2 separate regions of the Homo sapiens genome follow, and region 2 is linked to region 1. A link is a loop called in an ENCODE intact Hi-C map of the cell type or tissue named here. Cell type or tissue: endothelial cell of umbilical vein. All regions are shown on one strand. Links, peaks and the distances in the headings refer to the core of each region. The heading gives the core; the rest is flanking DNA.

Evidence for each region. Hi-C counts contacts between places; a loop is a spot of excess contacts. Peaks named below come from ENCODE experiments on the same cell type or tissue, not always from the same donor. Only the 100,000 strongest peaks of a DNase experiment are listed, where the experiment ranks them.
Region 2: it touches region 1 in a loop (8-fold over the local background); 2 of 110 quality-filtered maps call a loop at or near these places.

What each region holds. Positions count from the first base shown.
Region 1 is chr2:71,422,538-71,425,458 of GRCh38, forward strand. It overlaps ZNF638 (zinc finger protein 638), which reads left to right. Exons shown (of 28, transcript NM_014497.5): 22 at 277-1,501; 23 at 2,113-2,178. Among named protein-coding and RNA genes, the nearest start is that of DYSF, 43 kb to the right of the region's middle. RefSeq lists a silencer at 1,382-1,676. In endothelial cell of umbilical vein, for the core only: no CTCF peak of the experiment used is centred there; DNase peaks (open chromatin) are centred at 434 and 1,484; H3K27ac peaks cover 2,418 bases.
Region 2 is chr2:71,490,971-71,493,891 of GRCh38, forward strand. The region is part of intron 3 of DYSF (dysferlin); the gene reads left to right. Among named protein-coding and RNA genes, the nearest start is that of DYSF, 26 kb to the left of the region's middle. RefSeq lists an enhancer at 1-2,921. In endothelial cell of umbilical vein, for the core only: no CTCF peak of the experiment used is centred there; a DNase peak (open chromatin) is centred at 1,401; H3K27ac peaks cover 2,268 bases.

The DNA.
Region 1 (2,921 bases), core at 148-2,647:
AACTTGACAGAGGAGGGAAAATATTGGCTGTAATCACATGAGCGCAAAAGGAACATATCAACAGTCATAATTTATATTATTTACGTATTTCCAGCAATACATCTTACCCATTTTATGCTGATTGGTTGGATTTCCCAGTGCTTATTACGAATGCATCAGGAAGTCTTAACAATTGGCATCAGCAGGATTCTTTATAATGGTTGAATTCTCATCATAGTTTGATTTTTGTTTGTGTTTTTGTTTGTGTTCTTTTTGTTTGTTTTTAAATACTTTTAGCCCTGGCTTGAAAAACAGTCCAATTGATGAAAGTGAGGTGCAAACAGCAACTGATAGTCCCTCTGTTAAACCTAATGAGCTTGAAGAAGAAAGTACTCCCAGCATTCAAACAGAAACTTTGGTACAGCAGGAAGAGCCTTGTGAGGAAGAAGCTGAAAAAGCAACATGTGATTCTGACTTTGCTGTTGAAACTTTGGAGCTTGAAACTCAAGGAGAGGAGGTCAAAGAAGAAATTCCTCTTGTAGCATCCGCTTCAGTCAGTATTGAACAATTCACTGAAAATGCCGAGGAGTGTGCTTTAAATCAGCAGATGTTTAACAGTGACTTGGAGAAGAAAGGGGCAGAAATTATTAACCCTAAAACAGCATTGTTACCATCTGACAGTGTGTTTGCAGAAGAAAGGAACCTCAAAGGAATTCTAGAAGAATCTCCATCTGAAGCAGAAGATTTCATTTCTGGAATTACACAGACTATGGTAGAAGCTGTAGCTGAAGTAGAAAAAAATGAAACTGTTTCGGAAATATTGCCATCAACTTGTATTGTGACGTTAGTACCAGGAATTCCCACTGGGGATGAGAAGACAGTGGACAAAAAGAATATTTCTGAAAAAAAAGGTAACATGGATGAAAAGGAGGAGAAGGAATTTAATACTAAGGAAACCAGAATGGATCTTCAAATAGGAACAGAGAAGGCTGAAAAGAATGAAGGTAGGATGGATGCAGAAAAGGTGGAAAAGATGGCAGCAATGAAAGAAAAGCCTGCAGAAAACACTTTATTCAAGGCATACCCAAATAAAGGAGTGGGTCAGGCTAATAAGCCTGATGAAACTAGTAAAACTAGTATTCTGGCTGTATCAGATGTATCTAGCAGTAAACCAAGCATCAAGGCTGTTATAGTCTCTTCTCCTAAGGCAAAAGCTACAGTTTCAAAAACTGAAAATCAGAAAAGTTTTCCAAAATCTGTGCCCAGAGATCAAATAAATGCTGAAAAGAAACTTTCAGCCAAGGAATTTGGTCTGCTTAAACCCACAAGTGCCAGGTCAGGCTTGGCAGAAAGCAGCAGTAAATTCAAACCTACTCAGAGCAGTCTTACCAGAGGAGGCAGTGGAAGGATCTCAGCCCTGCAAGGCAAGCTTTCTAAACTGGATTACAGAGATATAACAAAACAATCTCAGGAAACAGAGGCTAGACCTTCCATCATGAAACGGGATGACAGCAACAATAAGGTGAGGAGGGTAGGAAGAATGGCACAGTGTGTCTTTGAAGTGATTAGCTCCGCTGCTGTAGCTATGTAGTAGGAGATGTAATTTTGTTTCATACTTTCATCTCCTCACTCTACCCCGGAAGCTCCCATTTCCTTTTCTTAAATGATTCCATTGTTTAAGCCAGTAGACATTCAGAGTATTAAACTCAAGTTCATAATTTATTGACATGTTTGAAAAGCATTATTTGGATACAATTTGGAAATAACTGTGGTTTAAAAAAAAAAAAAAAAAGTCTGCAGTGAATCTCCTAAGGTGATTTACCACTCTGCTTCTGAATGGGAAACTGTTTCCTCTCTTAAATTGAAGCTTCCTTTATCAGGTCACTGATTGCCTAACTAGACATTGTGGGACGAAAAGATCAGTAAAACTGAATTTAACTACAACTTGTACAGACTGTGCCTATACTGTTTAGTGACTGTTGACTTAGTTTTGTATACATGTTAAATAATTTGCATAATTGACTGTATTTGGGTAATGTTTACTGTTTTTTTTTGTTTTTTGTTTTTTTTTCCAGAACATTAATAATATGGTTGTAAATTCCGTTTTTCTGTATTTCTTATTTACTATTTCAGACTTTGGCTGAGCAAAACACTAAGAATCCTAAAAGCACTACTGGTAGAAGTTCCAAATCTAAAGAGGTAAAAAATAGATCACAGACCCTAACCCTTCTTTTTCATCTCCATAGCACAGTTCATCTATCTTATAACTTGTGCCTGCCTTAACAATGTTAGTGACTAAGAGTTTAGAGCAAGGGATAGGAATGAGATGTTTTGTTTTTAACTTATCTCTAATCCTACCATTAATTTACTTTTTGACCTTGAGCTAGTCTAAACACCTTGTGTTTTCTTGAGGCGGGGGGAGCGGGCAAAATGTTATATGGGGACAGAAAGAGAGTAGAGTAGGGCAATACCTCCAATCTCATATTGACAGGAATAGGTTGTAGACACAGAAAAAAAATTTATATATGTGAAAGAGACTGACATTTGACTTGAGTCATCCTCATTTTGTTAAAACAGGTTATCCTTTTGGCTCTAATTTAACCTTAAGTGGATGGTCTCTAAGATTAACTTTACTGGTACCAAGTTCTGTTGTCAAACATATTTTATATTTGGTTGTTATTTTAGGTTTTTACCATTCATAGAATTTTTTTCAGTCATTTTACTTTTCTTACCTGGTAGGGGATAGATTTGGGCCTATGTTGTTGGGGCAAGGAGAAATGTTACTAGTTTTAAGCAGAAATAAGGATTATGGCTACTAAAGCAGAAATAAGGATTATGGCTACTAAAGCAGAAGTAAGGATTGTGGCTACTTCAGTTTGCTTTGTTAATTTGATAGTACAATCGCTTGTAGATATTCTCCCTAGAAATTACAGGGTACATAT
Region 2 (2,921 bases), core at 319-2,818, 69 kb after region 1:
GAAGTGGGATTACTAGATCAAAGGGTATAAGCAAATAACATTTTTTGTAGATTCTGCCAAATTACTTTTCAAAAATGTTGTCCCAATTAATGTCCACCAACAATGCAATAAAGTGCCTGCTAATTTATTTTTGCTAGTAGAACGGACCAAAAAAAGTTGTAATTTGTGTTTCCTTGGCCATTTGTAAAGTTGAGCATCTTTTGTGTGCTGATTGTCCATTTCTATTTCTTCTTTTGTGATTGCCAATCATTGTATTTTGGGTTGCTCGTCTTTTCCTTTTAATTCATAATAATTACATATATTTGGAATATTATTAGGAATACTAACCCTCACTCTGTTCTATCTGTATAAAACTTTTTTCTCTCTGCTTCTCACCTGTCAGTTGCACTCACATGGCAACAGGCATTTACCCAGAGGTGCACGTGTGCACACAGACCTTTATTTGTTTGTTTTAAATTTTTAAGTTCAGGGTACAGGTGCAGGTTTCTTACATAGGTAAACTTGTGTCATGGGAGTTTGTTGTACAGATTATTTCCTCACCCAGGCATTAAGCCTAGGACCCATTGGTTATTTTTCCTGATCTTCTCCCTCCTCCCACCCTCCACCCTCTGAAAGGTCCCAGTGTGTGTCCTCCTCTATGTGCCCATGTGTTCTCATCATTTAGCTCCCACTTATAAGTGAGAACATTTGGGATTTGGTTGTCTGTTCCTGGGTTAGTTTGCTAAGGATTATGGCCTCCAGCTCCATCCATGTTCCTGCAAAGGACATGATCTCATTCTTTTTCATGGCTGCATAGTATTCCAGGGTGTATATGTATCACGTTTTCTTTATCCAGTCTATCATCGATGGGCATTTAGGTTGATTCTATGTCTTTACTATTGTGAATAGTGCTGCAATGAACATACATAGCACACAGACCTTTATAAAGGCAGAGTGGCGGTTTGCTGTGTTAGAAGTTGGGAAAAGGCATAGGCTTGGCCTCTGGTTTTAGCAAGCTGGTTTGCCAGCCCCCGCTTCTGGCATGCTTGGGAGGCTGTTTTGGGCAGGATTATTTACCCTTCACTGCCTCATTGTTTTCAGCGGGCCCGAAAGCATTGACCATATCCTTATTTTCAAGGATTTTTATGACTATATTTTGCCCTGGATTCTATCCAGGACATCCCTGGCTTTCAGAATCATTTTTCTTTTGTCTTTCTCTAGACTGAAGTGGAAAACTATTTAGAGTTACCCTTGGGCAGGCCCTGGGGAATCAGATACTGGCCGGAAGGCTGCCAGAGGCCAGGGGACTCAGGGGCTCTGGAATGTCCTGCTGTTCCCTGTTTCCTGCCCCTCACTGCCTGGCACGCATAGCGGAGAGCTGGAGGGGCTCAGAGGACAGGTGTTTCCTCCCCTGTATGGCATGTGTCTCCTTCCAGGACAGGGCTCTCTCACTTTCCTGTCACCTGGCTCATTGACGCTAACCAGGGGGAGATACAGTGAGTCAGTGATGAGTTACTCGCAATACATATATAGTTTTAATTGGCATGCGCTTTTCTTCATTTCAAAGAAAGAATGAGAAATGGATACATGGTAACCCTTCTGGAACATTTTTTTTAATTCAAATTTAAAGTTGTAAAAATAGTACAAGAACATCCATATATTCTTTACTCAGATATACTTATTCACATTTTACTCCATTAGTTTTAGTATATATGTTTTATTATACTTATTATTATTATCTCCCTTCCTCCCCCCCCCCCTTTTCTTTCTCTCGTCTCTCCCTTCTTGTTTCTCCCTCTTTCTCTTACTCCTATTTGAAGGTAAGTCATATTCATCACGGTCTTTGACTCCTAAATATTTCAGTGTATATTTCTTAAGAGTAGGGACACAGTTATCAACTTCAGTAAATTTAACACGATGCCATACTTTTTTGTTTGTTTGTTTGTTTTTGAGACAGGGCCTCACTCTGTTGTCCAGGCTGGAGTGCAGTGCTTTGAACAAGGCTCACTGTAGCCTTGACTTCCTGGGCTCAATCCATCCTCCTACCTCAGCCTTCCAAGTAGCTGGGACCACAGGCACAAGCCACCTCGTCTGGCTAATTTAATATATATATTTTTTTTGTAGAGACAGGGTCTCACTATGTTGTCCAGGCTGGTCTTGAACTCCTAGGATCAAGGGATCCTCCTGCCTCAGCCTCCTAAAGTGGTGGGATTACAGGAGGGAGCTACAGCACCTGGCTGATACCATACTTTTATCTAATATATTGTTTGTATTCCAGTCATGTTAATGGATGAAATAATGTTTTTCATTTCATAGCAATTTCCCTTTCCCTCTCCCCCAGTGCGGGATTCAGCCTGTGGTCCATATTGAATTTAGTCATGTTTCTATAGCCTCCTTTAATCTGGAACGTTTCCTTAGTCTTTGTCTTTCATGACAATTTACAGTTTTGAATAATATAGTATCCCTTTTTTCTAATAGAATGTTCCTCATTTGGGATGTCAGCCTAAATAACGAACAGAGAAAAAAGATATTTGTGAGGGAATAGAGCCAGCCGTGGGAATATGCATGCCATAGTAAACCACATGAGTATTTAAGGAGGTAAAGAAACACAAAGGTTTTCAGCTGGGTGCGCTGGCTCACGCCTGTAATACCAGCACTTTGGGAGGCCAAGGTGGGTGGATCATTTGAGGTCAGGAGTTCAAGACCAGCCTGGCCAACATGGTGAAACCCCGTCACTACTCAAAATACAAAAATTAGCCAGGCATGATGGCATGCGCCTGTAGTCCCAGCTACCCGGGAGGCTGAGGCAGGAGAATTGCTTGAACCCAGGAGGTGGAGGTTGCAGTGAGCTGAGATCGTGCCACTGCACTACAGCCTGGGTGATAGAGTGATACTCTGTCTCAAAAAAAAAAAAAAAAAAAAAAAGAAAGAAAGAAACACAA